Linked DNA regions of Homo sapiens: all the other regions are linked to region 2. The links are chromatin loops, found by intact Hi-C in ENCODE. Cell type or tissue: endothelial cell of umbilical vein. All regions are shown on one strand.

Region 1 (4,000 bases), 660 kb after region 2:
ATATTCATTGCACACTCAAAGCCCAGGAGGTAGCTCATAACGGATGCCACCGTGGAGCCTGGCCGGAGAGGTCGTCATAGCTCAGTGTATAAGGTCTGGGATTCTGCCGGCGGCTTTGCAAATGATGCTCGATCACTTTTCTTCATAACTAACTACTACCTGATACTTAAAAAAAAATGCTGTGATCTCTTACTAGTTTCTTTTTCTTTTCTTTTTTTTTTTTTTTTTTTTGAGTTAAAAAAAAATCTGCAAAGGAAATATAGCGGAAATAGAATTTAAGGAGCCAGAATAAAAATGGATATGTTCCCATCGGGCAATGCTGAGGAAAGTGGTTGCAAAGAGGATGGCTAGATCTGAAGAGACTCCAATACTGGACGCCCCACCGTCTGCGAGAGAGGAGACGTTGTTTCTTAAGACTTTATGGCTGCAGGATGCGATTCCCTATTCAGAACCCATTTTAACTGGAATAACGGTGGAAAGGCAACGTGTGAGGGAGCGGTGGGAATGGGGACCCCAATTTGGCCAATGAAAACATGAGCCACTTTCTGGCATTACATAGGGCACTCCTTAAAGAAAAACAGGCAACTCTAGACTTTAGAATCCCAGAAATGTGCGGAAAGCAAGCTGTCCTCATAATGGAATGTTATTTTTTGAACTGCAGGTATAAGCCTATCCTGCTTCCTCTAGTACCTGAGAAAGGTTATTAAGCCCAGGAATCAGAGGATACATGGCTCATTCCTATACTACAGCTTAGTTTACATAATAAATGTCATGTCATATTACGTATCATGTCATATTACACAAACGTCAATGTCTATGGCATTTTGACAAACGTTTTCAACTTCCCCATGGTTTGGTTAAGAAATCATTTCACTTTTTCTTCTGAAGCTGGTGCTTCCAGCCTCTTGCTGCCGGCACCACCTCCACCTTCACCTGTCCCCCTGAGGCAGCCTCTTGCTGTCCTCCTGGGGCACACAGCCACAGCCCACCTCCGTTTCCCAGTTGGCATAAGAATTCTTAGAGGTTTCTTCGGCTATTGTAACGTTTTCTTCTAGTGCAGTTTTTCAGTGTACACTGTTACGAGAAGACTCATTCAAAAGACCTATAAGAATTCTAATTATTTGTAGGTTTTACTAACAAGTTACATGGTGATTGTGAGCCATTGATGACTGGCAAAGAAAAATTACTTTTGGCCATTTAAAAGTGTATCTCACTTTGATATTTATCTCATTTTACCTCTACCAAGTCACCTTGATCACAGAATAAAGCGTCATTTTGATCAACCTAATGTTATGAATAAAAAAATACAATCCTCCTTCTACCAAATAGATATTGACCCGGGGCATGGAAGGCCATGCTGATTTTAGGTTCATCTGCAAACTCCCTTGTGATTTCATAAGTGCTTTAAAAGTAGTTTTCAGATTAAATATAGGATAACTATTAGGAACACAGTCTTTGGAGCCCTACAGAACATGGGTTTGAAGTCTGGATTTTCCATTTCCATTACCTAATAGTACTATTACTTAATATTATTCCTGTTCAAAATGTGAGTAATAGTTATGGTCAAAAGTGCATGCTGAGAATCACATGGAAAAAAAAGTTTACAGCTTACTTAGAAAAGAGTATAAAGTTGATAAATACCAGCTATTATTCTTGTTATTATTAGGTATTTATAATCTCTTAGGCTACCTTTAACTGCTGCGCCTCCATTTTTCTAGGTAAAATATAACCGGCAAAATGTTACTTGGATAATATTAACCCTAGAAATAGATAAGTAAAAGCCATTAGTGCCAAGGACCTGGAGAATAACTGAATTTCAGTAACCTGTACTGCAAATTGGTACATCTGCCATTGTTGTATTTGAATTTAAGATCAGCTTATTCCTTCGTGTCAGAAAAAGGCAATTTTTTCAATGTTTGTTTTCCCAAATAGCCACCAAAACAAAGAGATGAATGAAGTCCCAGTCCTTTCACATTTGATGAAATTACATAAATACGTAGCAAACATTGATGTGGCTTGCACATCATCCAGAAGGTTGAAGCTGTGGCTCTGATGAGGCTTCCCTCCTACTCCCAACCACACCACAGCATATGATGTCTGCTCTATGTCGGGTGTTTCTGGGCTTTCAGACAGTGAGATTTTTAATGCATTTGGTGTGAGTCATGAATGTAAATGTCCATATCTGCCTGTTCTCTGCCTCTCAAAGTCCAAGATCTAAACAGCAGTTTCCCAACCCCTGCTGGGCCATCTTTATAAAGTGCTTCGCGCCATCTAGCGTCCTATGGAGGCATAGACGTGGGACTCCGTGTGGAGGGAACTGGCTCATCAGCCACGTTGCAAGTAACTACAGCACAGAAGAGCAATAGAGTCAATTATTTATTTTACTTTAGATATCGCTGAATTTTGAAAAATTAACTTCCTGCTTAAATCCACTGATTTTCAAATAAGCCACATAAAATTAAAGGTCAAAATACCTTTTACATTCTATTAGGGATGCAATCAAATACTGTTTTGCTTTTATTGCGGAGACTTTCGTTGCTGTGTTTTTATCACTTGCAGCTGTCGTTGTGTAAATACGCTTTCTCACAATGAGGGCTCTCTTAGGATCCACTTGAAACCACAGCACGCTTGCACGCTTCTCACAGTGCCTCTATCACTGTAACTGTTGTCACGCCTCTATATTTTTCATTCTTCTCTTTTTTTCAGATTGTCTACAAAGCCTGGCTCTGTTCCCAGTATTTTGAAGTCACACAGTTTAACTGCAGAAAGACAATTCCTTGCAAGCAATACTGTTTGGAGGTTCAGACGAGGTGTCCATTTATATTGCCCGACAATGATGAAGTCATCTACGGAGGCCTCTCCAGTTTCATCTGTACAGGTACAGTGCCGGGTGGGAGTCTGTACACCAGTCTCCGGTGGTTTTGCTTTCTTGTGTGATGTTTGTTTGCTTTGCTGTTTCCTTTCACTGATATAACCTTGAAGATGCGGCTGGTAGTTTTCCGCACTTTCACTAATAGAAGCACCGAAAGCTCCCCTCAACAGGTCTGGAAATGATTCAGCTTCTGTACCACATGGTCTATCTGTAACTGAGACCACAGTTATTCACTGTGTGAAAGAAGAAATCTGATGGCAAAATATTAGCAATCATTAGATATACTTACATGTGACCTAGTATAGGTTAGATTCAGCCTGCATTGCCTTTGAATTCCATAAGAACAGGAGATGTGCTAAGGCCAGTGAAATAATGCTTTTCAAATTAGTCAGAAGTTTATGTTCTCTTGCCTATTTTCTTTTATTTTATTTTCTGAGAATTTTTATGTTACTTTATCTGTAAAAAGTATTAAGAGCATTAAAAATATCTGCCTAAATTGTACGTGTGTGTGTGTGTGTGTCTATTAGAGCCACACAACAAGTCTATCCATTAAACGATGTTTACTTCTTTCAGCAAATGAGTCAGACTGGGCAAAACACCAATATCAGCACTCCTTTTCTGGATATTTATAAGCATTACATAATTTAGACAGAATAAGATATAAAGAGCAAGAGCCTTTTTTTAAAAAATAAAAAGATAATTAAATGGTGAGAACAAGATACTTTGCCAGGGTGGTGTGATAATCCGAGTGGTGGCTCTGCATTCTCTTCTATAACAATAATGCTATAAGGCGTCCCTGGAATTACGTGGCTCAAGCTGTAGCACGTTTTGTTTTCAAGTGTAAGGATAAAACACCATCATATGTGTAGAGACACATGAAAATGCTCTTCTGACATTAGACTTGCCAAACTCCTCTAAAACAGAGTAGCATATTAAGATGCTCAACATGAGAATTTATCAAATTATTTCAGCATCGCTTATTTACATACGTATTCATTAGCCACAGTGTTCTAAGTGATAAGCTATCAAGAGATAGTCTGCCAAAGCTCGCCCTAAGAACTGGATGAGTATTTCTTTCTTTTTTTTTTTTTGAGATGGAGTCTCGCTCTGTGTCACCCAGGCTGGTGT
Region 2 (4,000 bases):
GATCAAATAACGTAAGAGCTTTGAATTTTTGAAGGTTATAAACATAAATGACCCCCTGAACAGTAATCCTGGAGCTATGATATACATGTAGATTGTTTCTGCAATGTTTTCTTGTTCAGAGTACATCCTGTTAGCAGATCCCTCAATATAATGTATTTGCAACTGTCTACTATTCAGCAGCCTTCTGAAATGTGCTGGTGCTATTAAACTTCTCTATTCCATTAGTCACACTCCTAGGTAAAACCTACGTAGGAGTTTCTAGACTCCACAGCCTGATTTTCCTGATATAAATGAAACCTACATTCCAGCCAAGCTATTTGCTCTTCCTTGCCACTATGCAATATTTTAGCTGATAAGCTAATAAGAATCAACATTTACTAATCTAGTTAACGCCTTCTCCAAACATATTTCTCGTTTTGATTTTAGTGAACAGTGATGTTCATGAAAACGAACATTGAAGTCACAATCTAAATTTCCTTAATGAATCCATCTCTTTCAGGAGAAAAGCCAATTTCCTTTGAGTATTATACAGTATCATTCATAACAGAGCCCCAGCCTTTCTCTCCAGCCTCTTCCCTTACCCCCTCCCAATATACAGGTCACACACAACACAGCCCACTTATCTGTCAGTAGTCCTACCAGTGCCCTGGGCTCCTTCAAGGTCCCAAGTCCTTGAAATTTGCTGTCCTTCTGAATTGTCCTTTTCTCCTCCCTAGAAGACTTCTTTCTGCTCCCGTTAAATGTCCCCAATTCCTATCTATCCCTAGTCCCTCTTAAAATCCAACTGGAGTTTACTGCTCTACTCTGAAGTCTCAAAACATGCTAATCTTCACAGATTACCTTGTATTGTAATTGTTGGCCTAGTTAGTATTATCTGCCCCTTGACTAAGCTTCAAGAGGCCAGACTTGGTCTTTTATCTGTCTTCCAACAGTTCATTCTAGAACCAACACACAACAAACAAAAGTCAAATTGGTTCTCAACAGTTTACTTTCAGTGGGCTTGCGTCCTTAAAATTGTCTTTTATAAAAATATCCTAATTCATGAGAAACATTAGAGGAAGGCAAGGCCCAGCTTACTTAAAAATAATTAACTATAGTCTGTTACATAAAGTAAAAATAGATTAAACACTATTATTTTAATGCAGTATATAAGACTTTTACTAAGTATCACTGAACTACCTTCTGAGACATGATTTTTACTAGATCTGAATAGTAATAAGATAAGTCACAGAGTCTTCTTTTGCTTCGGTTCCTTGTTTGATAATTATGAACCTTTAAATTTATATTGTTTATTTTATTTCCCCTAGTTTTCGTTCTCTTTCTGATTTAATCACACATGCAGAGTAAGACATTGGATGCTAATAATCTCAGCCACCATTAAAATGTTTGTGTCTGATTAAAATTAATGCATTATTGAAGGGAAATATATTATTATCTAATAAGTGTGGATGTGTATTCTATCATACTTCAATCCTTCGAAAATGCTGGACTAGTGAATATCACAAAACAGGAAATTAGTAATACAAAATAAAAATGTTAGGAAGATGCTGTAAAATGAAAATACTGATTATATCTGGGTGTTGATATCACCATGACTTTTTAAATTGCTCTTCTGATTTTTACACCTTTTTTACAATGCACAAACTGTACTTGTATAATAATAGTTATGTCAGCGAGAATGTATGCACTCGTATTTAGTTAAGAAATATTGTGGCATGTACAGTACAGTCCTGATTAATAAACAATCTGGTTAATAAATAATAATTTTGTCTGTATTATGAGGAAAAACTGACATTACTCAGAAATTCAACACACTGAAATCGAAAGTACTAGAATGATCTACTTACACAAATCGTCTTTTAAAACACTACATGACACTTGAGTAAACCAGCCATCAAACAGGACGCGGCTTTTGGATGATCATTACCTATAGTTGGTAAGAACTGAAAATTTTTAGGGGTAAAATTTAGTGTATACAGTACCTTATTATGCAGCAGAAGAGGCTAGTAGGTCGAATCCTGCCCAAGAGGTTTTGCAATTTTCTCTTTAAAAAACACCTACTTCTCCCGCATCCCCAACACCCACAGCGCTCCTTAAAGGAAAATGGATACGGATGCCCCATCCCTTTGGTTTCTCAATGCATTTTACTTAGAAAGAGGTCACCTAGTAAGACCCATGTGGTGAATGTGCACCCGGGCGGGGCATGAGGGTCCTTGGAAAGCACCGCAGAGAGGGCGACACCGCAAACCGCTGTCCCACGCGACCCCCGGGGCGAGCCGGGGCAGCGCTGCACTCGGTGCGCACCGGCAGCGTCTGGCACCCACGCCACCTGCTGCTCCCGCGGGTCTGGCAGGGGCAAGGGGCGGAGTGGGCAGGATCTTCAGATCAAAGGAGACCGATGCTTGCCCACGGCATCCAGCGTAGGAGCCGGAATCGAGGTGACCCCAGATTTTCCCAGAGTGTCTGTCTCCTTTCCCTTCTCAGAACTCCGAGAGCCAACGCTAAGGGGCACCAGAGGCTCAGACTGCGGCGGCGACTCGCAGGCACCCAGCTCGCCCGCGGCTGCGGAGGTCCTCGGAGGAGCCCACCCGGGAGGGGGTCTGGACGCAGGCAGCGGGGGCAGAGGGAGGGTCGAAGCCGCTCCAGAGGGTCCAGGTCCGAGGAGGAGCCCTCGGAGACGCGGACGGTGCGCGCGGAGGGCAGGGCTAGGCAGTGACCCCGGGTGGCACAGGGCTTACTGTTTCTTCCTAAGACTCTATGAGGCCACTTCTAATCGTTTACTTTAGAATAGGAAAGAAAACATAGACAAATGGGTGGCTGTCACCCAGGCAGCTACACGGTCGATGCAGGTGCACAGGCGTGCGCGCCATTCTCCCGTGTCACACAGCAGGACGGAATAACTGCACGCACTGGGAGCGATGGATCTCGCGGTCCGGGATCCGAGACGCATTCAGAGACCAAATGTCACCTCATCCCTCCTCTAGCCAATTCGAGCTTCCTCCGCGGACCCCCACCTTCCATCCGAAGTGGCTCGGTCCTTAGTTGAGAGGACTCTGCCCAGACCCTCGCACCAGTAGAGACCTCTGCCCGGGCGCCTGCAACTCGGACGCTTCCCGGAGCCAGAGCGTGCGGGCGGCGCGGCCGCGAGGAGCCTCACCGGCCATGCCGTCCGCAGTCTGACTTTTATTTTTCTCTTCAGTGATTAAAACAAAATATCGTGGACAGGGGGACAGAAAGGAAAGAGCAGGCGCCTGAGCCCGGGGAGCCGGGCGGGGGCCCCCGGGCCCCGCGGCCCCGCCGCCGCCCGCCCCCGCGCGCCTTCTCCCTCCTCCCGGGCCGAGCCGGCGCCACTGCGCCAGGATGGAGCGAGCTCGGCGCGGGAGGAGATGACGCAAAAGCCAGCGCTCCCCCCAAAAAAGTGTTTCTCCAGGACGAAGATGGCGGCAACTTAGCCCGCGGACTGAAGATGACTGTGGCTCTCGGGAGGCCCAGCCCAGGCGATTCGGCCCGGAGCTCCGCGGGAGGCGGCGTCAGCAGTCGGAGCCCCGGCGGCGGCGCCCGCGGGCGGCCCTGCGGCAGCGGCGGCGGCGGCGGCGGCGGCGGCAGCACTTAGAGCGCGGGGTGGGGGGTGGGGGGGAGGGAGCGCCCCGCCGGAGGCAGCCCAGGCTCCGGACTCTGGGAGAGCCAGCGCGGAGCAGGAGCGGGAGGCGGAGGAGAAGAAGAAGGAGAAGGAAAGGAAGGAGGAGGAAGAGGAGGAGAAGAAGAGGAGGAGGAGGAGGAGGAGGGGAGGCGCTCCGGGCGCCGTCAGTGGGCAGCGGAGGCGCGGCATGCCCCTGGCAGGGGAGAGCGGGCTGGGCTCCGCGGGGCCATGGGGACCCGCGCGCTGACAATGCCTGGGTGACCGGAGCCGCGCCAGCCACCCTGTCACCTCCACCATCGCCCCCTGCACCCAGCCTCGCCGCCGGCCACCAGCACCAGCCTCCTCCGTCTCTCTCTCTCT
Region 3 (4,000 bases), 490 kb after region 2:
TCTAGCCTCAGAGTCTCAAAACACCATTCTGTAGTATCCCATTGGTGGCCCCATTCATCATTCTGTGTGTGTGTGTATGTGTGTGTGTGTGTGTGTGTATAGCAGGTTGCTTTATAAGAACATGACTATCGGGAGGGGGCATCAGGTCACTTTGGAGGCTGGCTTTCACATTTATTTCCTTGTTTCCCAATACTACTCCCTACCCAGGTTGGGTAAATTCTCTCTGAATCCTCTCTAGAACATTCTTTTCTTTTTACTGTGATAGTTTATCAGGATGAGAGGATAATATCCTGTGTTGATACTTTCTTCAAACTTAGAGTTACTTTTTTGTTCTATTGGCTCTTTTCTTTATAGCATTCTCATATTATTAGAAATTAAACTGATAATTCAAAATCAAAGCTTAAGTCAATTTCCTTATATACCTATTATTCCATTTTTTTTTCAATTGATGGAAAATATGCAATATATTATTACACGGAGCAGCAGTTAATCATAACTGAAATTGAGCAAAGCACAAAAATGAGACATTTCCTAATTATTTACATGATAGATACTTTCTGGAATGACTTTGCTTGTTTAATATACATTTTTTATAAAAAATATTTCTGTAGAATGTGACCAAGTATTTTCCAGAGTCTCTTCGAGAACATGAAAAAATATTAAAATAGCTTTCAATTTGTCTTCATTAGTGTTCAAATAGAAAATGTCAAATGAAGCTTTCATATGTTTATTGAATATGATTAGGCAGGAAAGAATTGTTGATTTTGAAACCACATACTTGAAAGCTAAACACATAATACATATGCACATACACACATGGTATCACAGCCGAAGACATTTATTTGCTTTTACTTATTTTTATTCTTTGGATAATAGTTGCTAAAATTTTAAATGTGTTATACTTATCCTATTCAAATTAATGCAACTGAATTTATGTAATACTTCTTTTTCTATAAAACTAGGGAAAATATAATTGAGCAGTTTATACAGTTAGAAGCTATATTAAGGTTAATTTTTTAAACCAGTGGAGGATACTCTCTTAGTCTGTTTTGTGCTGCTCTAAGAGAATAGCACAGACTGGGTAATTTATAATGAGCAGAAATTTATTTGACTTACAGCTCTGGAGGCAAGGAAGTCCACGACTGAGAAACCCACATCTGGTCAGAGCCTTCTTGCTGCATCTTAACATGGTGGAAAGCATAACATGGGAGAGAGAGTGAGAGAGTTCAAGAGGGGCCCAAACTCACCTTCATAACAAACCCACTTCCATGATAATGACATTAATCCATTCATGAGGACTCTGGCCTCATGACCTAAACACCTGCCATTACAACCCGCCTCCCAACACTGTTGCTCTGGGGATTATAATCATCGTGGTATTGCTAGTGAAACTACGGCACAGCCTCAGCCTCTAGGTCCAAAAGACAAGGGTAAGTCTTAGCGTCTCATTCAGAATATCTGTGAGCAATACCATGTTGATTATAAAATGTGTCTTTTCAAGGGAAAGCTGCTTAATATCAATAATAAGTTATTTTATACAGCTTAGCTTGTAATATAAAATCTGAAACATTGAGAAATAAATTATATTTTAGAATTTGATAGAGGATCTACTTATTGATCTCCTATTGGATGGGAAGTTAACCCAATAAAAAGGGTCCACTGAAGTCATGTGCTGAATGAGAGCAGATAAATTCTTCTCTGAAAATAGTTCCCTGCTCCTGATGGTGAATGTTTTAGACAGAATTTCCTCACATACCTTAGAGGGATGATGTAAGCAAGCTATGCTGGGGAGAATGATGTGTTTGTGGGATGGTGACTGGTCCAGGTTGACTACAGCAGAGAAGTACTTGCGTAGGAAAGTAGACAGAGAAAACGACACTGATGGATGTTACAATATGCATCCTTTATAATTATAAAATAACATGGAAAACATGCTAATGAAGGAATCATTGGAAAATTCAGAGAAGTGAATATTTTAATAAATCAATAATTTTCATTACAAAGAAAACGTCCCAAATGTTTTTATTTTTGCTTTGGCAATAGGAAAAACTATGTTCCATTTTAAGGGATATTAAGTATGTTAAAACTATTGATCACCATGGGCAGTCTCATAATTTTTTCAATGAATGTAACTTGCTCTAAAGAAGGTAGATTCTTTTGATGAGTAATCTTGACCTTCTCCCATGCTCGGCCAGATTTATTTGGCCTTTATACATTGAAACATGTGCTTTTTGTGTGGTGAGTCAGACTAAATCTCATGGTCCCAAAAAAAACGAAAACAAAAAGGAAAGAAAGAAAAGAAAAAGAAAGAGATGATAGTGTTGCCCTCTTGTGGCTATTTCAGAGACCAGGTTGATGCTTAGAAAGGCGTGAGTGCTGAGTATCTTTTGCAATCAGATGGAGTAGCCCTGGAAATGTGTAGAGCCCTTTTTATTCAGTCTGTTTAGGAATACAGCTGGACCCATTGGCTGTGGCCCCTTTTGGGCTCCACCTTGCATCTGCTGTAGGAGGGACAGAGCAAGGCAAAGTGATCCCAGGGACTGGGATCGGAATCCCAGCTCTCACTGAAATGTTAAGTCACTGAGACACTAAAACACTGGAAACTCAGTCAGTTCATTTACTCTGATCCATTCCATGTTAGGTCTTTCACCTTTCTTGGGTCTACTCTCCTTCTCCAGGTCTCAACATCTGGTATTCAAAATCTTCGATCTCCAGAGAATTTTGAGCTGGTTATCAAGAGAACCTGGTGCTAGTCTCACATCTACTTTTCATTTGTGATCTTTAAAATATGACGTTCCTGTTAGGTCTATTCTTCCTTAATGAAGAATGAAAGGAAGAGAGAACAGGGACCCAACATTTAGTGAGGTGCTAGTAAGAACCTTGTTCTCTGTTAGATGCTCTGTATACCTTATATGATGCATAATTGCTCATGTCATGATTATGTAACTCACATAATTACATGAACTAATCCCAAAGGGATCAGAGCCTGTATTATTATCATCCCCAGTTTACAGATAGAGAAAGAAAGGTTCAGAGAGATTAAATGACCTCATTAACAGATGCTAGCAGTAGAAAATTTAGGGTCCGATTCAGTTGTATTTGCTATCCCAGTAATTGGTATTACTAGGAAAAAGAGAGTTAGATTAATAGTTACATGTATTTGGGAAATGCTGAGCTAAATGAGTGTTTAAAGATTTTCTTAAGAGTTTCTTGGGACCTTTGATATCTAAACCTTCATGATGATACATTATTGCAACTTTTCAAGCATGTTTGATAACAGATTGGTAGGTATTCTGTAGAACACATTTTTAAAGCATTGATCTATCACCAAATGTTTTCTATTATCTTATCTAATTGAAGATCTTCATTGATTTACTCCATCTCTAAGAGCTATTGTTTGAAATCAAGTTTGTATGACTATCTTTTATGATACTATACTATTTATTTTGTTGTTGAAATTTCATTAAATATTTATTCTCTGCTATATTTCAAATGCCTAGAGGGCAGAACTTAATTTGCAAATGAGTATAGTGCCTTTCAATGAATAGGCATACTGTGAATAGTTGTGGACTATGAGAGTAAAATGATGTGGTTATACGCAAATTATAATTTATATTTCTCTGTGCCTGCAATATTCATGGCTGGCATGTCATTTGTCCCATAGAAGTTTTAATTGTTGCAATAGAGGCATGGCATATCTTACCCTGAAGGGTATCTAAAATAGAAATCACAGACATCACAGTATTGTCAGAAGGACTTGATCCAAAAGAAATTTTAATGTTTTTTGAATTCCATGTACATTGTTTAAACATGAATATTGGAAGAAATTGTGTGAGTCTGAAAGACGAAAGAAACAGGGACTTTAGTTCATCTCGTAATGATTTTTTTTCCTTCAACACCTTTCCTGTTCTGCGGCTGTGCAGGCTATGAGGAGACCTCTCTGCATCTTGCTGCGCTCCAAGGCAGGAGTTCACAAAACAGTGCCCTATTCAGCTCAAAG
Region 4 (4,000 bases), 290 kb before region 2:
CGGGCAGTTGGCAGTTTGCATATCACTACCAGATAAATCACCCTAAATATTTATTTTTCATGATATTTCTCTGCATTTTCCTAACACTTATAAAATAAATTCTATACTTCTCTGCTTAGATTTCAAGACTTGATAAATAGCCAAAATGATTGATTATTGGATTGATTTAGATTTCTACTTATATCCAAAAATGAATATTATATCATATACATAAATTTGACAATAGTTTAAAAAGCAAATGTTAAAATAATATTCTATAGTGATTATATTGCATGTAGAAAATACAAATAAATTCTCTTTTTTATGAGTAATGGCACTTTAGACTAGTCTTAGGTTAGAATATTCTGTAATATATAAGACAGAAATTTTAAAACTGTTTTTGAAGAATTCATTCCCTAGCTCAAAGAAGAATAAATTCAGATAGTTAACCGGAAGTCATATCTTGAGACTCTTAAGTGCATTAATAAGCATGTATTAACTATGACCTGGGTTCATTTTCTTAACATTTTTGAAATAATGTATAATTAATTGATTCCCAAATTCCTTCATGATTTTTTTTCTTAAGACTGAATTTACCACTTGAACTTCAGCATTTGAAAGTTCTGTAGATGTGATATGGTTCATGGATTGTTTACCTTAAAGGGGCCCAAGAAAGAGATTCAGGGCTCTGGTAATGGTGGGTGTGTGTGTGCATGTGTGTGAGTGTGTGAGAATGTGTGTGTGAGTATGTGTGAGTAGGTCTCTGTGTGTGAGTGTTAGTGTGTTTGTGTGAGTGTGCCTGTGTACGTAAATGTGTGCGTGTATGTGTATGTGTATGAGTCTGTAAGTGTGAGTGGGTCTGTGTGTGTATGTGACCGTGTCAGTGTGTATGTGTGTGTGTGTGGGGGGGGTCTGTGTGTGTATGTGTGTGTGTCTGTGTCTGAGACAGTGTGTTTCAGTGTGTGTGTGAGTGGGTCTGTGTGTGTATGTGACTGTGTGTGTGAGTGTGAGTGCATGTGTGTGTGTGCGTGTGTGTGATGGATATCAGGATTCTTCCGGAAAGAGCTTTGTAGCTTTCATATCACTCTCAGTGGGGTCCTTGACACTCAGTACATGAGCCTGATGCAGCGCAGTCCCTCAGTGGGGCTGAAGTGTGCTCAGACACACAACGCTTTAACACTACAACTAGAGGGAACTCCATATTTTCCCATCTGGTGTTCTTGGCCTAGTGTTCCTTCCAGACAGAGTCCAGCATTTAGTAATCTAGTGGTTATTAAGAGATTTGAGCTAATCACTGTCATAAATGACACTTATAAATGTGTCCTAACCCCCACCACTCGTGATTTTCCCCCTTCAGGGGACGGGCACTTCAACGTCTTTAAGTACTCATCTTATGAGAGATCTCGTATGTCCTAAGATCCTATTTGGAGTTAAGTACTCTTAAATCACGCAGAGTTACGTCTTCTATGCATCTTTTATAAAATTCGACCACATTATCTTCTGAGCTGTCATATGCATTTTTATCTCTGACTTTGGATCCAAGCTTAGAAATATTATCTAACAAAAACATGTCTCCCACTATAGAATCCCACACTCTGAAACATAAGTCTGATAACTAAGGCGAACTAATGAAAGATTTTTAAAATACATTTTATATTTTTCCTTAGTATTCTGAGATTATTAATTTTTAAAATCTCAGTGTCAGCTACTCTTTTATTCATTTTTAAAAATTTTATACTAAAGCCTTTCTAAATAAGAAATGGTTTACGATATCAATAATTTAAATTCCTTTTAATTTAAAAGAAAACCGATCTTTTAAATGCTGCGTTTATTTCACATTCTAGTTTCATTATGATGCCCCCTGAAGTGTGGATTTGTAACTAAGCGAGTGTCTATGGTCATTATCCTAAAAGCCGTGAAGCTCCTCATCACACTGGGGTCTTGCAGCCGACTATGTAGCTTTTCCAAGGGTCTTAAGATCACATGCAGTTATTAATAGTGCCACCTAGTGACAGAAATTGCTCAGATGGCTATTCTTTGAACGATTTGAATAATATATTTAGCTTTCTTTATTTTGCGTAAATATAAAATTATGTCAAACAACACAGCAATGTTAATCACATCCCGCGATGGGAACAATTCCTGATGGGTCCAGCAGGTGGCAGCATGTATCACGAAAGCACAGAATTGCCACTTAAAAAAAAAATCTGTGCCAAGGCTGCGCTCTCTTTTTTCATGTGACTGAGTTTTTCCACTCTTTAATGTAAAAGGAAATGTATATCTATGTTAAAGATAAAATAACTTTTCAGAATGGGGATAATATAGGGCACTAAGTCATAACGATAGGACTTTTACTGAGGACTAATTCCATACTTCCATTCTAAGTACCTAATACATATCATTGCGCACAGCACGCTTTGTGTTGATATTATGACTGTGCCCATTTTACAGACAAGAAAATTGAGGCAGGGACTTTGCCCGGGTTTTCACAGCTACTAGGTGAAGTAGGTGGGAGTTGAAACCAGACAGTCTGGTTCTAGTGTTGCTTAACTGTTGGAAATGTAAGGGATTAAAATTAAAAGTATTAGGAAAAATACTAGTTTTTAGAAAAGAGACCTGAATGTTAAACTTAATTCAAAACTATCTTTATTGTGTCCCTGAGTTCCACGGGCTCTATCTAACTTCAAGCTGATTGCCTCCTCTTAGCTGGATCTGCACTGTGACTAAATAACAGAACCCCACTACTGGGGAAGATGTTAGAGTTTACGGAATATTCATACTCATACTTTTTTCTTTGTGTGAACATTAGGAGGAGTAAAGACATTTAAAGATTGCCTTTTCTTCCATTTTTAAAATGTATTTACTGACAAATCTCCCAGTGTCCTCTCTCCCTGCAACTTTATTCTCACCCTGAAGTACTTGCTATTCTCTGAATACAGTTCTTACTTCAGTTCCTTCTTCGTATTTGTTTATCTTGTTTTCTAAACCTGGAGGCAGCTCATCTCTCCCTGTCCCCTTTCAATATTGGTCACTGGACTAATGTCAATATTGACCAAAGGAAAAGCAGCATGTGAGGGCAGGGACATAGGGGCAGGAGAGTGTCTGAGGGTCTTGTATAAATAACAGCATAGGTTTTAAAACCAGTGCAACAAAGCCTTCTCTTGCATTGTTAACTCTGTGGCGTAACATTTTTTTCCCAGCTAGATTATAAATTCCTTTGAGAGGTGAGGCCACATATGAGTTAACTTTCTGCACCTCCCAGCCTTATCTACTAATACTTCACATAGTACTTTCCTCCCAGCAGGAATTCAGTGACTGCTGTAGAGGGTGAAGTGGTGCAAAGTCCAGCTCAGTTGTGGTTTATCAAGCCTGAACTTAAGCACCACTCACCTTGTTTTTTAGCAGCTGTGGGCCAACAGGGAGGCTGGATAAGTGAAAATCAAGCAGAGATTCTTTTCCTAACTTTGGAGAGAGAGTAAACAGCTGCACGATATATGAAAAGAATAGCAAGGTGATAAAATTCACAGTTTACAAAATAAAGAATAAGCTCAGATATGCTCTGCAGGCCACTCTCAAGACCAAGAGGTAGTCCCCTTTCTTACCTATAGACTAGAAGAAAAATTAAAGCACACTCAAGCATAGGAGATCTGTCCATATGTAGCACAGGTAGGAAGATCAGTGAGCTCAGGAGAAACTATCTATTAAATGAGCTTCAGGAGGAAGGTAGGAACAGTAAATAATAGAGAGTAAGGCCCAAATCCTCTCACCCAGAACAGTTGGCTCTTAATCTTGGCAGACTCAATGCTCCCTGTTAATAATAAATATTTTATTTTATTTTATTTTTTGAGATAAAGTCTCACTCTGTCGCCAGGCTGGAGTGCAGTGGCGCGATCTCGGCTCACTGCAACTTCTGCCTCCTGGGTTCATGCGATTCTCCTGCCTCAGCCTCCCAAGTAGCTGGGATTACAGGGGCCTGCCACCACGCCTGGCTAATTTTTGTATTTTTAGTAAAGACAGGGCT
Region 5 (4,000 bases), 130 kb after region 2:
GTGCACCATTACTTAAAGAAATCACATTGTAAACATATGTAATGGATATTGATGGTATCAACTTAATTTTTAATGTATGATTGTTATTGTTATTATTAGCCACATAAGACCAAAGTTCTGTAGGGATGAGTTTGAGAACTGTTCCTTACCTCAAGCTTGTGGTCATAGCTATCCACGTCCATGTCTTTCTGGAAACTTGCTCTGTTTTTCCTTGTTCATTGATAAACTAGAGAATAACCCATTTTCAGGTCTTGGGTTACTTTTGGCTTTAAGTTCTCTCCTTCAGAGGTCCTCATGAGCCAAATTATCTCAGCCAGTTTCTCATTCAGTCACTCTTAATTGTACCATCTGGGTCCTGGAGCTGACTCCTGGACCTGGCTCCTGAGTTGTGTGTTGGTCCTACACCTGTCAATTCCAACTAGACAGTATACCAATTTCTAAATGCAGTGTTTCAGAAATGAACTTAGAAGTGCTAAAAGTTCCCTTGTATTATTGCAAGATATTTCTCTTCCCGTTTATAGTACCATCATTTTCTCAGTGTTAAATACCTGTCATCATTCAAGCTTTCTCACCTGATTGCTCCTACATACGATAGTGAATGGGTTAAGGTAAGTACTCAGTAGGCATTTCTTATTAATAATGAAAGCATTTATCCTTTATATATCTTCACTTTATCCACAAGACAATATGTAAATTAACAATAAATTGATTGTTTCATTGATCATTGTTTTCTTTGGCAAACATTTATCCTAGGGGAAGCTGAATTAGGGTAGGAAAATACTTTTTGCTACATTGCTATTTGGGGAAACAACACTGAGAGAAGGTCTCCATAGTTAGTGGAATTCCAGAATCCAATTAGCACCAGAATGAAATGTAAATAATAGGTCTCAGAATTTTATGTCAAATGTGCTGTGGATGAGCCCAGACATATTTTCACAAATTAGTTGTCTTAATGCTGATTTTATTTTGTTGTATTATAATTCACAAAACGCTACTGATACCAAACAAGAGAATCAATGTGATTCCTGGTATGTAGTAGGACCACAGTGATGTGTATTGAATAAATGAATACATGAATGAATAAACATCATGATCACTGCCCCCTAGCTGTTGAATTTAATGATATTTACAGTTGTTCTTTACTGCCTTCATTTCTCTCCTCCTTTAACCAAAAGAAATAGCTTATCCTTCTCTTGTACATATTCCAAAGCATATATTTTATTCCTTCCAATGGAGATTCCAGCAGGGTTTTCATTTTCTGATCTCTAAAAAAGCTAGCAAGGATTGGCAAAGTAGTCCACCAATTTGGCAAACTGTTCTTGAGCCAGTGAAGCATGGAAAATGATGCCCATTTATAAAATGATCACAGAAACAAAGTGAGCACATTCAGTAATATCTAGAAGTGTCCTAGCTTACTAATAATTTGATTTATGGAAAAATGTTTGAAATTAATAGGTAAACACTTTTAGTTTTCTGTTACATGTGTTTATTTTATTATCCTTTGCCTGTGAGTCTGAAAGATTGTGATGAATAATCTAATAATAGATGCTATGTAATTTCAAGAAATTCAGTGTAAATTATATTTAGTTGATTTTAAGTATTTCCATACTAAATCCCCCAAAGCAAAAATAATAATTTGCAATTTTTATCTTCTAATCTCCAAAGATAAAGAGGACAGATATAATATTACCAACAGATGCCTCACAGACTGTATCTCTTCTGATTCTATTACATCTTCTATGGTTTTGTTTCTGTTTGTAATAAGGTGGCCCCATTCTGCATTTGTCATTTCCAATTGGAAAATGCCTAGTTTTCTATATATTCATATAAATATAATTTTACTTGAGATAAATAAAAATATTTCTCAGATATAAATTGTGCAATGTATATATTGAGTTATACTGATTTCAGTGCAGCAATTTCCAACCTTTTGGCACCAGGGACCGGTTTTGTGGACAATTTTTCCACAGACTGGGGGAGAGGGATGGTTTCAGGATGATTCAAGTGGATTACACTTATTGTGCACTTTATTTCTATTATTATTACACCATAATATGGATCTCACCATAATGTAGAATCAGTGCAAGCCCTGAGCTTGTTTTCTTGTAACTAGATGGTCCCATCTTGGGGGCATGGAAGACAGTGATAGATCATCAGGCATTAGATTCTCATAAGTAGCACACAACCTAGATCCCTCACATGTGCAGTTTACAATAGGGTTTGCGCTTCTATGTGCATCTGATGCTGCCACCGATGCGACAGGATGCAGAGCTCAGGCGGTAATGTGAGCACTGGGAAGCAGCTGGAAATACAGATGAAGTTCCGCTCGCTCACCCACTGCTCACCTGCTGCTGTGTGGCCCCGTTCCTAATGGACCTGGGGTTGGGGATTCCTCCACTATAGAGTTCAGTTTCTTGAGGTCTTAATAAATTGCTATTATACTTTGTATGTTCGGGATGGCATTAGTCCGTGTATTTGTCCATGGCATTAGTCATTGTGTATGTATTTGTTACTATATTTTCCTGATGAATCAGTGAGGGTCAATATCAGTAGGTGAGACAATTTGTTCAATGTATAGATCAAAAACTCCGCAGCCAGATTTTATATACACATGTATATAATATATAATATTATATATTTTATATGTTATATATGAATTTATACATATGTAATATGTAATATTTTATCTTAATTATATATTTATATATTATATATGAAAATATGAAAAATATATATATTTTTATTTTGCTTTAAGTTGTGGGATGCATGTGCAGGACGTGCGGGTTTGTTACACAGGTATACATGTGCCATGGTGGTTTGCTGCACCTATCAACCATCATCTAGGTTTTAAGCCCCGCATACCTTAGATATTTGTCTCGATGCTCTCTCTCCCCTTACCCCTGACCGCCTGACAGGCCCTGGTGTGTGATGTTTCCCTCCCTGTGTCCGTGTGTTCTCATTGTTCAACTCCCACTTATGAGTGGAACATGCGGTGTTTGGTTTTCTGTCCCTGTATTAGTTTGCTGAGAATGATGGCTTCCAGCAAACATGCTCTTTGATTATAAAACTGAATTTCAGTTTTCTCATTGAAAATTATACTGAACTCAGCTGGGCGAGGTGGCTCACACCTGTAATCCCAGCACTTTGGGAGGCAGAGGCAGGCGGATCACGAGGTCGGGAGTTTGAGACCAGCCTGGCAAGCATGGTGAAACCCCATCTCTACTAAAAATACAAAAATGAGCTGGTCATGCTGGCAGGCACCTGTAGTCCCACCTACTCGGGAGGCTGAGGCAGAATCACTTGACCCCAGGAGGCAGAGGTTGCAGTGAGCCGAGATCACACCACTGCATTCCAGCCTGGGTGACAGAGCTAGACTCCATTTCAAAAATAAAATAAAGAAAATTTTACTGAACTCTTTTGAAAATGTATTGATTTCATTTCTAAGTGTCCTTTTATTGACCCATTCTAAGAATGAAGGGGGAAAGTTTTTAATAATCTACTTTTATTACACAAAGTGATATTGTAGTTATTTCTTTGTTTATTCTCAGGGTATTAATTATTTGATCCAAATTGACTGTTAGAAGAATGAGAAAGTGTCTGGGGACAAGGGAACGGGGAGAAAATGGGTTATTTTGTGAAGTCCAGGCTTAAGATTGGAATCTTATGAGACTAACATAGTTGTTCAATTGGACCAATGGATTTAAGATCATGAGTCCACAGAATGCGTAAATGCCACTTAGAACAGGAAGTGGTGACCTCTTATCCAGAAGAAACTTCTCATAGGCATGAATCAATATCAATTGGGGGAACATTCTAGAAAGTGTTTTCGGTCACCTCCTTTTCTGGCAAGACATAAATGAACTGGATATCCTATTAATAATTTTAATGGGCATTCCCAAAAATGTCACAGTTATTCTTAGAAATAAACACTTAAATGAGACGGATGATAAGTGACCAATGGTGACTTATGTTTCATTTCACTGTACTTCTGCAGTAAAAT
Region 6 (4,000 bases), 660 kb after region 2:
TTTGGAAGGCAGAGACAGGATTGCTTGAGCTCAGGTGCTGGAGATTGCAGTGAGCTGTGATCCTGCCACTGCACTCCAGCCTGGGCAGCATAGCGAGACCCTGTCTCAAATGAAAAAGAAAATGAAAGAGTGCACTGCTGGACCTGAGCAAGGAGATTTCTACTCCTGTCCATCACAGCTGCCTGCCCGTTGCTTATAAGAGTCCCAGACATGGGCCCCAGAATGGGTTTCATCTTGGATGATGTTAGAATAGAGGACAGCTCCCAGAGGACCACTGGCTAAACTGTGGAGTGGCTTGTCATGCGTCTAAGGAAACTAGTAAGACATATGTGCATATAATTTGTTCCCAGATTTTAAGTTGCACATTTTTGGATGTCCGTCTCCTACAAATGTACACGGATTTTTAAATAGTTTACATTATAAATAAGTTTGCAAGTAAATGTGAGCCATTTACATTCTGTTTTTTTTCTCTGAAAACAGAATAATAAAAAGACCAGTGTAGTTATAGCATCATTTAATCTCATACAAAATATTTTAATAAATATATCAAAGTTTAAGGGAAAAAAGAAATGGGAAGGGAGATGGTATGCCCAGAATAAAATAAAAAAATGAGAGTAGGTTATGAAACCAAGTAAAATGCAGTAACTTCATCAAAAAGAATTCACCAAGTAAGGTGACCTTCCTCTTGCCTCCAGCAATTTTTCTTTTTGAAAAAAATCATCAAGCATTTGATTTCCACTCTAGATGTTAAAATGCAATCATTTCTCACTAAGAATTAAAGGAATAGGTGGAGTTTCCTTCAAATTCAACAGATTTAATTATAATGGTTTTCCTACTATTTGAACTGCATCCAATTCACAGCTTCCAGAAGGACGGAGAATTCCCTCTAGGATATCGAGGATTCTTCACTTACTTTTCTTATTGACCTCAAAAAAAAGTATTCTGTAAGCACGTAACTGCACATGGCCTGATGACAGATACTGTCCATGTGAGCATCAGTTTTCTTCAAGGTGCTTCTCCTTAGTGACAAACCAGTGGCATGGTGATTCCTTTTCTTAGCGTTCTCTGTACCCAGAATCTTAGAGATCTCAAGTTCTTCCTGTCATTGTCCTATTGGCTATATACTGATACCTAGGATTCCTATTATTCACAAAAAAGGGAATATCACCCCTTGGAATCAATGAACAATTTCTGTAAATGATCAGGAGTTATTTACCATTTTGGTCACACTTACTAAATTCAGTATCTCGTGCATCATTTCTTTATGGTGCTCACATCACCATGTACCAAATTTGAAAGTTTTAAATGTATATATTTTTGATCATCTGCTACCTATGATCCTTTAGTAAGCCAGGAACTTACTTTAAAAAATGAAATATCTGAGAATGCATGTCCATTACTATAGAATGCTTTTGATTGAGGATGTTACAGAAGGTCATGACCAAATGTTCTAACCACGGATCTTGATGACAAGCGCATCCCCGTGCATATGTTTAATTCCAATTCTGTCTTAGGAGATAAAAGGAAAGACACTTTGCCTGAGATTTCTCTTGAATTTTTTTCTATTAAAGAATAAAACTGACACGTGACTAAAGAAATGTTTTAAAAATTAATTGGAAAGAAATTCTGAGGTGCTGTCAGGGTGAAACATGTCATTTAATGTTAGGCATTATTGAGCTAAAATTTGTCAAGGTGGGTTCTGTTGGGTTTGCAAGCTCAGTTCGCATAATGCAGTGCTATTTTAGAAACTCAGTTGCTTCATCTTTAAAGTGAGGGGGTGGAAGTCGTTTTTGGATTCTACGATGTCAACCCGTCATCGTGGTAATTACGTGGGCTTCCCTCTCCACACTCCCTCGCCTCATTCCAGAGTCCCCTGGAGAAATCCTTGATTGCTTACCTTTAACAGTGAACCAAGCTGAAGAAAACAGAGGCAGCAGAGGAGCACAGGCTGTGGGTGCTATGGTAACAAACATTAAGAAAATTATCATTTGATTGATAGATAAAATAGACCAGCCATGATTTACTGCTCTCTTACAGAGGGAAATTATTGAAGGAATAAAAGTAAAAGTTGGTCTGCTGGGGGTTACTGACAATGGAGATAAAACATATTTTAAGAATTCTATGTAAATTCTGCATTCCATTTTTTTTCTTTTTCTTTCTTTTTGAGCTGTGACAGGAATAAGGTTATGTTTCTGTCTCTGGGGAAAATACTGTGGGCTGCTGTTGTTCCTTACTTGACAGGCGGTTGAGGCTGCAATGGGAGATGGGCGCCCCCTGGTGGCGACTCTGCGCGCCTGCAGAGAGTCTGAAAGGACGTTCACTGCCTGCAGGCAACGGAAGGGAATAACCTGAGGGGAGGAAATGCATTGATCTACATATTGATCACATTCGAAGGATTTTTTTTTTAAATGTTTGGCATCTCACGGTTTACTTGTGAGTGACTTCACAACTGCAAAAGAAAAAACATTTGCAAAAATCCAGTCCTCACATGACCAGTGAGTTGAGAAAGATTTTTAAAAGACAAAGATGTTCTCATAGGTGGGAATTGAACAATGAGATCACATGGACACAGGAAGGGGAACATCACACTCTGGGGACTGTTGTGGGGTGGGGGGAAAGGGGGAGGGATAGCATTGGGAGATATACCTAATGCTAGATGACGAGTTAGTGGGTGCAGCTCCACCAGCGTGGCACATGTATACATATGTAACTAACCTGCACAATGTGCACATGTACCCTAAAACTTAAAGTATAATAATAAAAGAAAAAAAAAAGATGTTCTCATTAGAGGAAAATTTCAGTAGAAAAAAAAAATACCTCTATAGATTTTAATTTGAACATTTATGCCGTTTCAATTTATTTATTTTCCCCTGCGTATGCGTATGTTCATTTAATTTTTTAAAATCAGGTTTTTTTTTCTCTGAAAACAGAATAATAAAAAGACCAGTGTAGTTATAGCATCATTTAATCTCATACAAAATATTTTAATAAATATGTCAAAGTTTAAGGCAAAAAAGAAACGGGAAGGGAGATGGTATGCCCAGAATAAAATTTAAAAAATGAGAGTAGATTATAAAACCAAGTAAAATGTAGTAACTTCATATGTTCGTGACATCTTCTTCCATTAAAACATTGTACTTTTTGAGGTTTATTTCAGTTAATATCTTTAGGTTTGAGTTCAGATCATTCCTACTTAAGATTACTTTTTCTGAATTCTATATTCATAAAGATCCCAGCAGGTCAAGTTTGCCTTTGGCAAGAGAATGTATGTAGGGAATAGAGGAGGAATTAGGATGTCTGGATTCTGCCAGTAGCTATGAATTTTGGAAAATCGCCCCCACTGTAAGGTCTCATTGCCTCACCTCCACAAGTGGCTAAGAGTACTGAGCCCAGTGCCAGAACACAGTGCCCAGGCCTGCTGACAGCAGAGGCCCGAGCTAGATGGGACCCCATGTAGTCCAGCCTGGTGGTGCTTGCGGAGCGGCAGGCGCAGCTGCAGAGGAGAATGAGGTTTTACGCTTGTCTGTGTGGGGAGAGGAAGACAACCTGCCTCCAGCTCACCTGGGTGACACTTGTTGGAGAGCAGGGAGAGCTTGTGGGCGCCCCTCTCTGCCTCCAGCTCACCTGGGTGATGCTCGTTGGAGAGCAGGGAGAGCTTGTGGGCGCCCCTCTCTGCCTCCAGCTCACCTGGAGAGCAGGGAGAGCTTGTGGGCGCCCCTCTCTGCCTCCAGCTCACCTGGAGAGCAGGGAGAGCTTGTGGGCGCCCCTCTCTGCCTCCAGCTCACCTGGGTGACACTTGTTGGAGAGCAGGGAGAGCTCTGCCTCCCTCTGCCCCCCTCTGCCTCCAGGCATGCTGACAACTGGGCAGGCCCTGCATGAGCTTGCTCACCTCGACAGCCTTTGGGGAAAATTCTAACGTAGTTCAAGTTATCCTTCTGCTTCTCATTGCTACACCTTGCCTGGTCTAAGAGGAGAAATGAAATGCATCAGACCAGGGAGA
Region 7 (4,000 bases), 220 kb after region 2:
TAGGATTTTGAGTTCATGCTGTAATGGTTTGAGATTTGGGGGATATTAGGATGGGATTGGATTCATTTTACATGTGGGATGGGCACCATCCTTTGGGGCTAGGGAGGCTGACTTCTGTGTGCAAAATAATGCCACTCAAAGATGTCCAATCATGAATTTCCAAAAGTTGTAAATATGTTGAATTTCATAGGAGAAGGGACTTTGGCTATGTATTGTGTATATGTTAAAGAAAGCTTAAAATTTAAAACAATATTATATTTAGTTATCTTCAACTTTGAAGAACCATAACTATTTCTCTAATAATAACATTTAAATATGTTAAAAGTCATTAAGCACATAATGACCTTTTAAACAATCTTAATAACAAAGGCCAGAATGACAAATAGAGCAGTGTAATTGCACACAACTCAGAATCACAGAAATTTAAATGGGACAGAGTTAAATCCTTAGGTAATCCAATCTCCCCATTGCATTGATTAAACTGTGGACCAAAAGCTTAAGTGAATTGTCCAAAGTCCCAGTCCAAGTAACAGAAGAGTACTCCGTCTTTTTTTAGTGCTAAAGCTAGAAATTGAAGTCAGTTCTGCATCATAAGTATTTTCTTCAGCAAAGCATAATAAAGTTATTTATAGAGTTAAACATGTTTATATCTATAAAGATTTTTTAAGTCTTCTAGTTTATGATCTCACATTCATTAAAATGGAAAACTTTCAAGTTTAAAATTAGCTTTGATATATTCGCAAAGAGCAGTCTCTAGAGTCCTGGTTGAAGAACTGAACATCAGAGAGTAAGATGCCTCCTTACTTCTTTCCATCCTTCCCTCTATTCTGATGTCTTATTTTAATTAGACTAGATCTCAATACTTGAACTGTAGTAATCCTCAAGTGTATATTGCAAACAGTTTTGTGGAATGGTTCCTTAGGAACCTCACATAACAAGCTGAGTTCAGAGACAGCGGGAAGTCCTGGAAGGTGAAGGTGTGGGTGGGACATCAGTTTTATTTGCTGAGAAGAGTTAAGTAAGCTGAAATGTCTGCTCCATTTCAAAACTAATTAATACTCCATCCTGTGGAACAGGCTAGTTTTAAAATATTCATTTAATACATGTATCAGTAGAGGTTTTCATTATTGCAACAGCATTATGATCTTAATACTTTCAAACATAGTTTTGCTTATTTCAGAGAACTCCCAACCCTCACAAAAAGAGGCAACTCAAGTCTCTAGGACATCAAAATACTGATGAAAATCTCAGATATTTATTCAAATAAGGTAACAAAAAATTGAGTTTTGTGGCCTGACATTTCGACGTTGTGTAATTAGAAAAGCACAGAGTTTTAAAGCATCCCTGGCATGACCTATGGTCATTGCTTCCTGACTATTGCTCCGTGCAAGTAAAGAATACAGAACAGAAACAGCCCGGGACTAAATGTCAAAGGCCAGAGGTTATGTACCATGTGGCTCTCAGCAAGGTCTTACTCTCTCTCCACATATGAAGCAGGCACAGTAACTCATTTTCCTTTTATCTCATCATTAAACAAATCAAATAAAGCAATGAATTTATAATTCTTTATTTTTTTAACCTTTGTTTAAGGTTTGAGGGTGCATGTGCAGGTTTGTTACATAGGTAAACACATGTCACAGGGGTTTGTTGTACAGATTATTTTATCACCCAGGTACTAAGCCCAGTATCTAGTAGTTATCTTTTCTGCTCCTCTCCCTCCTCCCACCCTCCCCCGTCAAGTAGACGCCAGTGTCTCTTATTTCCTTCTCTGTGTTCATAAGCTGTTATCATTTAGCCCCCACTTACAAGTGAGGCATGATATATTTGGTTTTCTGTTCCTGTGTTAGTTTGCTAAGGATGAAATAGTCTCCAGCTCCATTCATATTCTGGCAAAAGACATGATCTCTTTCTTTATTTTTTATTTTTATTTTTTCATAAGTTATTGGGGTACAGGTAGCATTTGGTTACACGAGTAAGTTCTTTAGTAGTAATTTGTGAGATTTTGGTGTACCCATCACCCGGGCAGTATACACCACACCATATTTGCAGTTTTTTTCCCTTTCCCCTCTCTTCTTCTCCCCAAGTCACCAAAGCCCATTGTATCATTCTTATGCCTTTGTGTCCTCCTAACTTAGCTCCCACCTATCAGTGAGAACATACGATGTTTGGTTTTCCCTTCCCGAGTTACTTCACTTAGAATAATAGTCTCCAGTCTCATCCAGGTCACTGCAAATGCTGTTAATTTGTTCCTTTTTTTTTTTTTTAATGGTTGCAGAGATTACCGTTCAAATGGCAACGTTGGCCAAGAACATCTGATTTTGCTAGAGGAGACTCGAAGTCGCAGCCACTAGGTGGCGCAGCCTCATCGCTCGCCCCCTTCAGGCCAGGTCCGGGTGGCCAGGGGTACCCTGGTTCTGTCAGGTGACCTTCCTAGACAGGCACTATCGACTTGGGGGGCATCTGTAATGACTTTACCTTATCAGATAAATCGAAACTATATCATTAATGACAGTGTAGGATATGCCACCAGGGACAAAAACTCCGATCTTTGACTTAACAGGCAACTTTTAAAATACTCATTTTGAAAATGGGAGAATCAGCAGGGCAAATTTAATCTGCTTAAAATCCAGAGTGCCTTTTCAAGTATTTTTTAAAATCTGTAGTTCTTTAAGTTCTATAATTTATTGGCCAAAGTAACTTACAAGTATTGATAACAGTCCATGTAGCATTATCATTTTGGATGGCAAGCTGACGGGTAGGGGCCAGGGCCTAACCTGTATTTGAATCACGATGCTTAGTTAGGGTCACCTTTTTTGGTATAGACTGCAGGACACAGCACACCACAAAATATAGTTTCCTAAAAGACAGAAAGTCTCTTATATACAAAGTTGAATACCCTGTACTATCTCAGTTATATTGTAGCTTTCCTTTTAATTATCATTCAAGGTGGCCATGACATTTAAAAAATAATTTTCCAGGATACACTGTTTTTATTTTCTGTGACTGTTCAACTTACCACTTACTTGAAAACCTTTATTTGCACATAAAGAGGATTGAATAAAGGTAAGTATATGTAGCATTCACTAAATATGCCTCTCATGAAAGGTAATTTATATGAAATAATTAACTCTACAACCCAGGACTTAATTGTACATGTGTGGCAAAGAAAATATCTGATTCAATCATTTTAAACAAAATAAAATATAACTGGAGAAAACACAACTGCATAGCCAGTACATCTTAAAAAAAGATTATATAAATTTTATCACATAGCATTGAAAACCAAACAGAATACAGCTCTTGCTGAATTCCATATTCATATGCTTCTTGATGTTTTAATCTACAGAGGTATGACTCAAGATGTAAAAATCTGTGTATGAGAATCTGCATATCTGCATAAACAGTGAAGATTGACAGTTCCCACATGGTGGGATGAAAAGGAAAGTAACAAAGTTAGTTAATAGTATAACTGGTGGTATACTATTTATTTAACATTTAAAAACTGTGCTGTTAAGAGAATGAAGAAATAAAACATAGGTTGGGGGAAATATTTACAAAACATATGTCTGATAAGGGACTTTTATCCAAAATGTAAAAAGAGCTCTTAAAACTCAACAACAAAGACAAACAGTACAAATTTAAAAATGGGCAAAAGGTCTGAAAAGACTCCTCACCAAAGAAAATATTAAGATGACAAATAAGCAGATGAAAAGATACTCAACATTGCATGTTGTAGGGAAACATAAATTAAAACGATAATGAGATACCACCACACACCTATTAGTATGCCTAAGATTGGAAACAATGACAACAGCAAATGCTGGCAAGGATGTGAATAAACAGGGACTCTTATTCACTGCTAGGGAGAATGCAAAATGGTTCAGCTATTTTGAAATATGATTTGAGAGTTTCATACACAACTAAACATTTTTACCATATTAACTAGCAATCAGTCTTCTTGGTATGTTCTCAAATAAATTAAAAATTTATACTCACACAA

Evidence for each region. Peaks named below come from ENCODE experiments on the same cell type or tissue, not always from the same donor. Only the 100,000 strongest peaks of a DNase experiment are listed, where the experiment ranks them.
Region 1: it touches region 2 in a loop (9-fold over the local background); 23 of 110 quality-filtered maps call a loop at or near these places.
Region 3: a loop joins it to region 2, with 9 times the contacts of the local background. A loop is called at or near these places in 11 of 110 quality-filtered maps.
Region 4: it touches region 2 in a loop (3-fold over the local background); 7 of 110 quality-filtered maps call a loop at or near these places.
Region 5: a loop joins it to region 2, with 8 times the contacts of the local background. A loop is called at or near these places in 5 of 110 quality-filtered maps.
Region 6: it touches region 2 in a loop (11-fold over the local background); 23 of 110 quality-filtered maps call a loop at or near these places.
Region 7: a loop joins it to region 2, with 10 times the contacts of the local background. A loop is called at or near these places in 4 of 110 quality-filtered maps.

What each region holds. Positions count from the first base shown.
Region 1 is chr13:107,209,462-107,213,461 of GRCh38, reverse strand. NALF1 (NALCN channel auxiliary factor 1) reads left to right here. Exons shown (of 3, transcript NM_001080396.3): 2 at 2,707-2,878. Among named protein-coding and RNA genes, the nearest start is that of SNORD31B, 110 kb to the left of the region's middle. In endothelial cell of umbilical vein, a CTCF peak has its summit at 2,284 (motif pointing left); DNase peaks (open chromatin) are centred at 2,251, 2,701 and 3,451.
Region 2 is chr13:107,866,909-107,870,908 of GRCh38, reverse strand. It overlaps NALF1 (NALCN channel auxiliary factor 1), which reads left to right and starts at 3,413. Exons shown (of 3, transcript NM_001080396.3): 1 at 3,413-4,000. LOC124903206 (heparan sulfate glucosamine 3-O-sulfotransferase 4-like) reads right to left here. Exons shown (of 1, transcript XM_047430833.1): 1 at 1-4,000. The coding sequence ends at 3,449. RefSeq lists an enhancer at 2,377-2,945. In endothelial cell of umbilical vein, a CTCF peak has its summit at 2,491; DNase peaks (open chromatin) are centred at 2,528 and 2,838; H3K4me3 peaks cover 1,949 bases; H3K27ac peaks cover 1,153 bases; H3K27me3 peaks cover 439 bases.
Region 3 is chr13:107,372,022-107,376,021 of GRCh38, reverse strand. The region is part of intron 1 of NALF1 (NALCN channel auxiliary factor 1); the gene reads left to right. Among named protein-coding and RNA genes, the nearest start is that of SNORD31B, 53 kb to the right of the region's middle. In endothelial cell of umbilical vein, a CTCF peak has its summit at 2,334 (motif pointing left); a DNase peak (open chromatin) is centred at 2,311.
Region 4 is chr13:108,153,821-108,157,820 of GRCh38, reverse strand. No RefSeq gene overlaps it. Among named protein-coding and RNA genes, the nearest start is that of LIG4, 60 kb to the left of the region's middle. In endothelial cell of umbilical vein, a CTCF peak has its summit at 2,128 (motif pointing right); a DNase peak (open chromatin) is centred at 2,130.
Region 5 is chr13:107,738,068-107,742,067 of GRCh38, reverse strand. The region is part of intron 1 of NALF1 (NALCN channel auxiliary factor 1); the gene reads left to right. Among named protein-coding and RNA genes, the nearest start is that of NALF1-IT1, 95 kb to the left of the region's middle. In endothelial cell of umbilical vein, no CTCF peak of the experiment used is centred here; no DNase peak of the experiment used is centred here.
Region 6 is chr13:107,203,774-107,207,773 of GRCh38, reverse strand. All of the region lies in intron 2 of NALF1 (NALCN channel auxiliary factor 1), which reads left to right. Among named protein-coding and RNA genes, the nearest start is that of SNORD31B, 120 kb to the left of the region's middle. In endothelial cell of umbilical vein, a CTCF peak has its summit at 2,288 (motif pointing left); a DNase peak (open chromatin) is centred at 2,243; H3K27ac peaks cover 76 bases.
Region 7 is chr13:107,648,659-107,652,658 of GRCh38, reverse strand. The region is part of intron 1 of NALF1 (NALCN channel auxiliary factor 1); the gene reads left to right. Among named protein-coding and RNA genes, the nearest start is that of MIR1267, 120 kb to the right of the region's middle. In endothelial cell of umbilical vein, a CTCF peak has its summit at 2,351 (motif pointing right); a DNase peak (open chromatin) is centred at 2,368.